2 separate regions of the Mus musculus genome follow, and region 2 is linked to region 1. A link is a loop called in an ENCODE intact Hi-C map of the cell type or tissue named here. Cell type or tissue: heart. All regions are shown on one strand. Links, peaks and the distances in the headings refer to the core of each region. The heading gives the core; the rest is flanking DNA. Region 1 has its middle 3.5 kb from the start of Dus1l. Region 2 overlaps LOC115486436 (a long non-coding RNA gene).

The links. A loop is a pair of places that touch in the nucleus more often than their neighbours do. Peaks named below come from ENCODE experiments on the same cell type or tissue, not always from the same donor. Only the 100,000 strongest peaks of a DNase experiment are listed, where the experiment ranks them.
Region 2: a loop joins it to region 1, with 2.8 times the contacts of the local background. A loop is called at or near these places in 1 of 42 quality-filtered maps.

The regions. Positions count from the first base shown.
Region 1 is chr11:120,797,686-120,802,080 of GRCm38, reverse strand. No RefSeq gene overlaps it. Among named protein-coding and RNA genes, the nearest start is that of Dus1l, 3.5 kb to the right of the region's middle. In heart, for the core only: a CTCF peak has its summit at 1,888 (motif pointing right); DNase peaks (open chromatin) are centred at 1,610 and 1,860; H3K4me3 peaks cover 460 bases; H3K27ac peaks cover 1,454 bases.
Region 2 is chr11:120,993,219-120,997,613 of GRCm38, reverse strand. LOC115486436 (a long non-coding RNA gene) reads right to left here. Exons shown (of 2, transcript XR_003949839.1): 1 at 1-4,395. Among named protein-coding and RNA genes, the nearest start is that of Csnk1d, 4.1 kb to the right of the region's middle. In heart, for the core only: a CTCF peak has its summit at 1,708; a DNase peak (open chromatin) is centred at 731.

The DNA of each region.
Region 1 (4,395 bases), core at 144-4,143:
ATAAAGCAACAAACATGTCATGGATGAAGAGAGTTGGAGAAGGGCACAGGGAAACCGGGAGTAGCGATAAACACTTTCATTATCTGACTGTAACAGTTTCACTTGTATATACTGGTATCTATAAACATGTAATTGCCACTTTGTATATATTTTAAAAATATTAATTATGCCTCCATGAAGCTGTTTAAGAAGGGATTTATAAATAAAATAATAGTCAATTAGACCTCGAACCATATAAAACGATGTTCAACCTCTCATTATAAGGGAAATAAAAAATGATAATCACAACCAGGAGGATGGCTCCTTATCTGTCAGGTTGACACAGTTGCAAACATAACCTCAGAGTGCTGTGGAGCTTACAGGGAAACTGGCATAAGCAACCTGACTGGGAGGCGTAGAACAAAGGGTCTCAAGGGGGAGATTTGGCAGCACACAGAAAAATCACCTCTGTGTTTGAACTTCTTGGAAAGTGTCCCAAGTACACTTACATGCACACACACCACACGCATGCACATACATGAACACACATACACAAAGATATACACATTTATACACATGCACACACATATACACACATACACACATGCACATATACCTGCATACACACACATGCATACATGCATGCACACACATATATATGTACATGCACACACATACATGAGCACACACATACACATGTACACACACATGCACATACATACACACGCACACACACATACACACGCATATACACATGTGCATACAAACACACACATTCATTGTAAAACAATGTAAAGTTGAAAAATGTTGGAGATGGCCTACATATCTACTCTATGTGACTGACAGAACAAATGGACTGCGTGTGTCCAAAAGAGAGGCATGAGTACGGAAAGGAGACATGAACTTCAAGTCAACAAATGGGAAAGTCAGGTAAGCTCAGGATGGTGGAGCGCACCTTTAATCCTTGGGTGCCTGAAACAAGAAGACCACCATGAGTTTGAGGCTAGTCTGGGCTACAGAGTAAGTTCCAAGTCAGCCATTGAGAGAGACCCTGTTTGAAAACTCCATGATAACGCCATGTCTGTGTATTAGGAAGGATGGGTGAGAGAGGGAGACATAAGGGGTAGTCCTTAGAGCTGCTGTTGCTGTTGAGATCTTGTTTCTAGGCACAGCAGCACACACCGCCCAAGCACTTTCATCCTAGCTCCTAGGAGGCAGAAACAGGCTGATTTACCAAATTCCAGGCCAGCTAAGGATACATAGTGAGACCCTGTTTCAAAAAGGAAAACTGGAGAAGGGAACAAAGGCACATCTTGGCAGACCCTGAAAACATCTGGGCATCTGTGTGAGTCATACTGAACTATAAGGCCCCACACGCCGGTGGCCAGAGGGGTTCAGAGGGCTGTCCCCAGCAAAGCAGCCTTTTCTGGTGAGAAGTCTCCAGAAAGTTATTGAAAGTCCTGGAACTTGTTCTGAGGACTCTCAGCCAAAGGAGAAACAGCGTTCAGGAAAATCTACCAAATCCTGCCAGGAAGGGAGTGAGTTGGGGCACTTGCCTTGACCCATCCCTCCTCTCTGCCCACGTGATGCAAGCTCCACTCTAGATGGGTGCAGCTAAGGACAAGCCCCTCCTCCAGGGCACAGACTATCAAAGGCTCACCACCCAGCTCTGCCTTAAATCATCTGCCAGGATCCTTTCTCACTAAGTGCCCTCTGGATGTTGGAAGTTCAGCTCTGGGGAGGCAAGAAGAGGAACCCAGCCTCAGCGTCTTTACCCAGCCTTAAAGTAAGACACTGAGTCCCTGCCAAGAGAGATGAGTGGAAATCACAGGCTGCCCCTTCCCGGTCACCAGTTATTGACGCTGGGGTGGCCTGTGCTGCCTCAGCTAACAAACAGTGCTGGAAGGCTCCACTAGGGGGCAGACCAACCTAAGAGCCGAGAACGCCCTTGCTCAGCCAAGGGATCTCAGAAAACAAAGCAGCACTCCAGGCAAAACTCTGTCGACAATGGAAACTTAGGCTGTTGCATAGACAAAAGAAGCGTAGGGGGGGAAAGTAAGAAAGGTCCGGGGATGTGACTGAGCTGGTAGAGCGATTGCCCAATACATTCAAGCCTTGAGTTTGATTTCCAGCACAGCGTAAATGAAGTACTTGGCAGGTGGGGACACCCAAGGAATAGGAATTCAAGTTTATCTTCAGATCCTCAGCTAGAAACCTAGTTCAAGGCCAACCTGGGTTAGAGACCCCGTTAAGGAAAATAAAAAAAGGAATGGCTGAAATATTTCTGAAAAAAAAATTTATGGATGAAAGAAGTTCAGCAAACTCAAAGAGTAAGAACACCAAGAAAACCAGCCAGAGCTGAAGTGTGGTGGCATGTTTGCAGTCTCAACACTCAGGAGGATGGAGAGTTCCAGGCTGGCTGGAACTACAAGTGTGTGTAACCAAGTCCAGCTGTTGTCTCCTTGTCTTTTCTTTCTTTGTTTGCTTTTGTTTTCTTTCTTCCCTTCTTCTTAGTTTTTTGGTTTCAGAGATTTATAAACAAGGGAAACTGAGACTATTGATCTCGCAGATCTATAAAGACAGAGATATTTTTGGCTGGGCAGTGGTGGCCCACACTCTTTTTTTTTTTTTTTTTTTTTTTTTAATGTACGTACACTGTAGCTGTCCTCAGACACTCCAGAAGAGGGAGTCAGATCTCGTTACAGATGGTTGTGAGCCACCATGTGGTTGCTGGGATTTGAACTCCTGACCTTCGGAAGAGCAGTCGGGTGCCCTTACCCACTGAGCCATCTCACCAGCCCGGCCCATGCTTTTAATCCCAGCATTTGGGAGGCAGAGGCAGGTGGGTTTCTGAGTTTGAGCCAGCCTGGTCTACAGACTGAGTTCCAGGACAGCCAGGGCAACACAGAGAAACCCTGTCCTGTCTCAAAAAAAAACAAGGAGGAGGAGGAAGAAGAAGAAGAAGAAGAAGAAGAAGAAGAAGAAGAAGAAGAAGAAGAAGAAGAAGAAGAAGAAGAAGAAGAAGAGGAGGAGGAGGAGGAGGAGGAGGAGGAGGAGGAGGAGGAGGAGGAGGAGGAGGAGGAGGAGGAGGAGGAGGAGGAGGAGGGAAGGGGGAAGGAGAAGGAGAAGGAGAAGGAGAAGGAGAAGGAGAAGGAGAAGGAGAAGGAGAAGGAGAAGGAGAAGGAGAAGGAGAAGAAGAAGAAGAAGAAGAAGAAGAAGAAGAAGAAGAAGAAGAAGAAGAAGAAGAAGAAGAAGAAACTTTAGCTCAAGGGGCAATTGTACCAGGTAGAAGCTCAGATCTATAGACAAGATCAAGAGTGCCAGAACTGCTATCCTTGGGGTTCAAGAATCACCGCACAAACCATGTGAACACTGACTTCAGTTAAGCAAGAATAGTTTATTGAATGCACACCCAGAAACTGGTCAGAGCAAGGACATAGCTCAGAATTATCTGAACAATGACAATGGGCATATTTTTCTGTCATCTTATAAGGGGAAAAAAAAAACCACAGTGAATTCACACACAGGTGCAGGAAGTTCTTACTTAAGATATTTTAGACATAGCAATTCCTATTGACCTTTGATTTGATAGGTCTTACACAAAGCTTCGTGGAATTCTTAAGATTAGCAAACCACATACAGAACATTCAGAACAAAGCAGGATATGTGGTCAGCATGTTCTCCGTCTACGCCAAGTCACTTCTCTGTGTCAATGACTGAGAGGCATGTTACAGCAACAATATGAAATAGCTGGCAGACATGGGACAGACTGGCTACAGCTGTCCTGAGGTGTCAGACCATAACACTGTAAGTGGATAAATGTAAGGGGCATACTTTTTTTGTGTGTGTGTTGCTTTTTTGAGACAGGGTTTCTTTGTGTACCCCAGACTGTCCTGGAACTCACTCTGTAAACCAGGCTGTCCGTGAACTCAGAGATCCGCCTGCCAGGGACCTGGAGGGATTCAAGGTGTGCACCATCATGTCATGTCCGGCTGTGGGTCATGTCCGCTTGTGGCTGTGCAGTTTCTTCTTTCATTTTCTTTGTTTTTTTAAAAAATTAATTAGTTTATATATATATATATATATATATGTATGAATATATATATATACATATATATATATATGGTGGGTCTTTTGGTTGGTTGGTTGGTTTTTGGTTTTTTGAGACAGGGTTTCTCTGTATAGCCTTGGCTGTCCTGGAGCTCACTCTGTAGACTAGGCTGGCCTCGAACTCAGAGTTCTGCCTCCCTAGTGCTGGGATTAAAGGCGTGCACCACCATGCCCGGCTTGTATATGGTGTTTTATCGGTATGTATGTCTGCACACAAGAGGGCATTGGGAGCCTGTCTCGAAACCCCCCCCCCCCAAAAAAAAGAAGAGGGCATTGGAAACCATAAGACTATAGTTACAGACAGTT
Region 2 (4,395 bases), core at 68-4,067, 200 kb before region 1:
AGGATCACTAAGTATGCCTGGTTGGTCTAGAACTCTCCATGTATACCAGGCCAGCCTCTGCTTACTGAGTGCTGGGATAAAGGCTTGTGCCACTACACCTGGCATGCCTATCTTTTTGTTTTGTTTTAAACCTGGGTTCTAGGATTAAAATTCAGGTCCTTGTCCAGCAAGCAATTACTAATTAAACCATGTCCCCAGCATTTTTTGTTTGTTTTTGAGACAGGATCTGATATACTCCACTCTTTCCTCAAAGACTTCACTGTGACCTTGATTGTCTGGTCCTTATGCCCCCACCTTCTGAATGTTGGGATTACAGGTTTGTGCCACCTTGTCTAGCTAGCCCCAGCAATTATTTCTAATAATCGTGGCAGTTGTGCCTTCACTGGCACCTGTGTGTGGCCCCCTCTCCAACCTCACACGTCCACTCTGTCTTCCCAGTCAGGTCTTTTGAACCTCCTTAGAGAGGATCAAAATCTTACCCTGATTTCACCCCTAACTCCCTTAGCACTACAACACCCTTTCTTTGGCGGCCTCCAGTGAGGATGCTCAAGGTTGGACAGAGCCAGAGCTCTGCCAGCTGAGCTGGGTGTGATATCTTGCCTGGAGGGGGTGCGCTGACATCAGAGGCTGCCAGCACCCATCCTTTCATGGGTGACTCCACTGGGAACCAAGCCTGTTGGGGTGGGTAGGCCTCATGGAGGAGGTGCTGGGAATGTTCCCATGGCTGCCAGCTAACTGGGTACTCACCTTGGGAAACTCTGAGACACTGGGCTGGTGAATCACTGCCCAGTGGGTGCCCCACAGGCTTGAGATGTAGGGATAACGGGGGTGTTGGAGCTCACAAGTCAGTGTCAGTCAGACACTGGTGCCAGACACAGTGGGGTACCGGGTGGGCCTCTCATCTGCCTCCCTGCCCATGAGAAAAGTGCAAGGCCTCAGGCCAGAGTCAGGCAGGCATGACTCTCCTAGCCTTGAATCAGGAACAGGGACAGGGACTGAGAAGGGAGGGAGTACCTGGAGACTACTGAGATTTCCTTCAGACCAGGCAGGTATTTCCCCCACTCCCCAACTGTCTGTCTGCTGTGGCAGCTGCAATGGTGTTAGGAGCTCTGGTCAACTGCCAGGGCTATGAGAGGGGTTTACTGAGGGGCAGGGCTTTGTACCTGATAGGAAGGCCTAGGGGTCAGGAGAAGAGAGGATGTAGGGGGACAAGTGGTGGGCTAAGAGGAACCCAAAGCTACACTGCTAGCTCTAGAGAGGCCATTGTGGGCCAGAGTTGCTGCAATATGGACCCCCCCCCCCCAACACACACACACACACACACACACACACTGCTGTATCTGAGTGATATTCAACAGAAACTACATCAGGTCAAGAGTCAGAATTAGGAGAAAGCCTGAGTCCGGGCTTTATTAGAGCAGTGTTAGAACAGCACTGAGATTCAACCTCTAAAGATTCCCATATCTCTGCCACTGGTTATCAGGACCGGCAGAGATGAAAGCAGAAAGCAGAACTTCTGAGAACCCAAAGTGCTGCTCTCCACAGCTCTTACCGGTACCTGTGGCTCGCCTGAGTGCAGTAAGCCCAGAACTCCCTGGGATTACCTTCAGCATTTGGATGCATGCTAGCCTGCCCCAACACACAGACAGACACCTGTGTGTGCATGCGCACTGCTGGCCGCTCATGCAGTAACCCTCATGTTCCACTGGGAGTCCTCCACAGGGACAGTTCACCACCAGACCTAAGGGTCAACCAGTGGTCATTGTGGTGGCTATTCTTGGTTGTCAACTCGACTACATCTGGAATGACCTAAAACCCACGTGACTGTGCACACCAGCGAGAGATTCTTTCTTAATTAAGTCATTTCAAGTGGGAAGACTCACTTTTTATTCAAATCTTTTGAGGTTGGAAGATACACCTTTGATCTGAGCCACACTTTCTGCTGGCAGCCTCTATAAAGGACATGGAAGAAGGAGGCCTGCTTGCTCTCATTCTGGCTGGCAAGTCCATTCCTTCACTGGCATTGGAGCTTACTCTTTTGGGATTCCACTGCATACTGAAGACCAGCAGAGACATCCAGCTTTATGGAGACTGAACAACTACTGGACATTCCATTGATAGATAGCCATTGCTGAACTACTATAAGCCATCCTAATAGTGTGTGTGTGTGTGTGTGTGTGTGTGTGTGTGTGTTTTCTATTAGTTCTGTCCCTTTAGAGAACGCTGACTAATATAATCACCCACCCTACAAACTACCAGAAGCTGCAAACTGCAGCCAGGTCAAGCCCTGTGTTGCACGATACTGTCATAAGACCCCTACGTCTTTTGATAATTTGTCAGTTTCTATTCACTTGTGAGTTGGCTTCTCCATCTTCACCCACCCCACCAGTGATGACAGGATTGTGCCACCTTGGGCAATGTGCATCAGCATTTCTGTGGTTCTGCAGTGATAGAGAGCTGCAAGGGGGATCCTTGACTGATGATGCTCATCGGGAAGCAAGCTAGTATGAGCTGACCCGATGGCCTTCTCCCCAAGAACAAACAAATCAGTGACCCCAAGAGCCCCAGGGGCTACATCAGGAGAAGCCACAACTTGTGTGAATGACCCAGTTCCTGCCTAACTGTTTTCAAAGTGACAGTTTGGGGCTAGCCAGTGATCTATAACCTTTGATCTGATTCGAAAAAAAGAACTGGCTAATTGCCAGCTATTATCTCTTACCAAACTGAATGGATTCGCTATTGGGAGGCCAGGAAAGCTGTTATGAGCAGAAACTTCTAGAAGTTAGAGCAGTCCACGGAGAAGAATGGAGTCAAGTGGCCAGGAAAAATGGGGTCACCATGAGAGCTGAGGACTCTCCACACCTCTCGTTCTGTATCCAACCAGAGTCAGGTCTCTGGACACAGGCACACATATCTAGCACCCTTCTTGATCCTGGAGATGGAGCCTGTGTCTACCGCTTGCCTGACAAGGACTGGCACCATGAGACTGGGTGGAGAATACAAGTGTGCCTACTCTTTCCATCATCATTTGCAGTTCACATGGCCACACAGGAAATGTCAATTCTGAGCCCCTAGGTTCTAAGCCTTGCCTCTCTATTCACTCCTGAGGTGTCTGCTACTTTGGGCTTCTTTGTAGGGAGTATAAAGAGGTGAAACCTGGGAGTTTTGGAGACGCGATGGTTCAGTGGCTAAGAGCCCATGCAGCTCTTCAGAGGAGTTGTGTTTTATCTCTACCACCCACATGGTACACAGACATACATGCAGTCAAAGCATTCACACACATAATAAAATGAATAAATCTAGAAGGAATTTAAATAAAATGTTAAAAAAGAGAAAGAGAGAGAGAAAGAGAGAGCCGGGCATGGTGGCACACACCTTTAATCCCAGCACTCAGGAGGCAGAGGCAGGTGGATTTCTGAGCTCGAGGCCAGCCTGGTCTACAAAGTGAGTTCCAAGACAGCCGGGGCTACACAGAGAAACTCTGTCTCGAAAAAACAAAACCAAACAACAACAACAACAACAAAAACCCCCCAAAAAACAGTGGAGGCTTGGTGGTGCACTTCTGAGGATACAGGTGAGGACAACTTGCAGAAGTTAAAAATGAGCAGGCTGCACGGAAGGTGAACTCCAGCTAAGTGAGGGTAAACTCACTCATACAGGCTGCTCAACAGGAGACATCTGTCACAGTTCCAAGCGGAAGGATGCGCTTATTCTGTTCCCAGTCTCCTCTTTTCCTAATGGCTCAGGGAGAAAGGCAGGCTGGGTCTCCACGCTCCAGACATAGCTTCCCTACTTGGTATTCTGAAAGGAAACCTCGCCCCATGCCTGGGAGGCTGGGGAGATCTGGGCTGAAGCCAAGTGGTCTTGTATGAATCTGGAAGCTCACACTTACTACAAGCATTGGGGGGTGGGGGGGAATCTGCAGACACATACGACCCTCACAGTGAAGCCCAGTGGGCAGAGATACAGCTGTGCCCAGCAAAGCTATGATGGAATCTATACTCCAAATTGTTGGGGGCACCTGGAAAGTTGCCTAGCACCCCAGCTCCAACAAGGGCTACTCAAACCTTCCTGAGACTAGGCTTCTGTTGGGGTTTGTGGTTAGAATACACGTTAGTTGGGCAGGGGTGTCCAGTCTACAACATACACAGGGAGTTCAGGTATGAGTTTTGAGGGAGAGCCTAAATCAGCACCTTTGTTGGGAAGTGAGGACAAGAGGGGGATAGCCAGTACCCCACAGAAGCTGCCCCAGGCCCTCAAGGCAGTATATTTATACCTTGTTGTCTTGCTTTGGCTGGCCTGGCCTCATGCTCCACACTGGGCTGGACATCTGATCACAGGAGTCATTTGTGAAGCTGATGTTACTGAGTACTTAGTGTGGGTATCGCTTAGGGT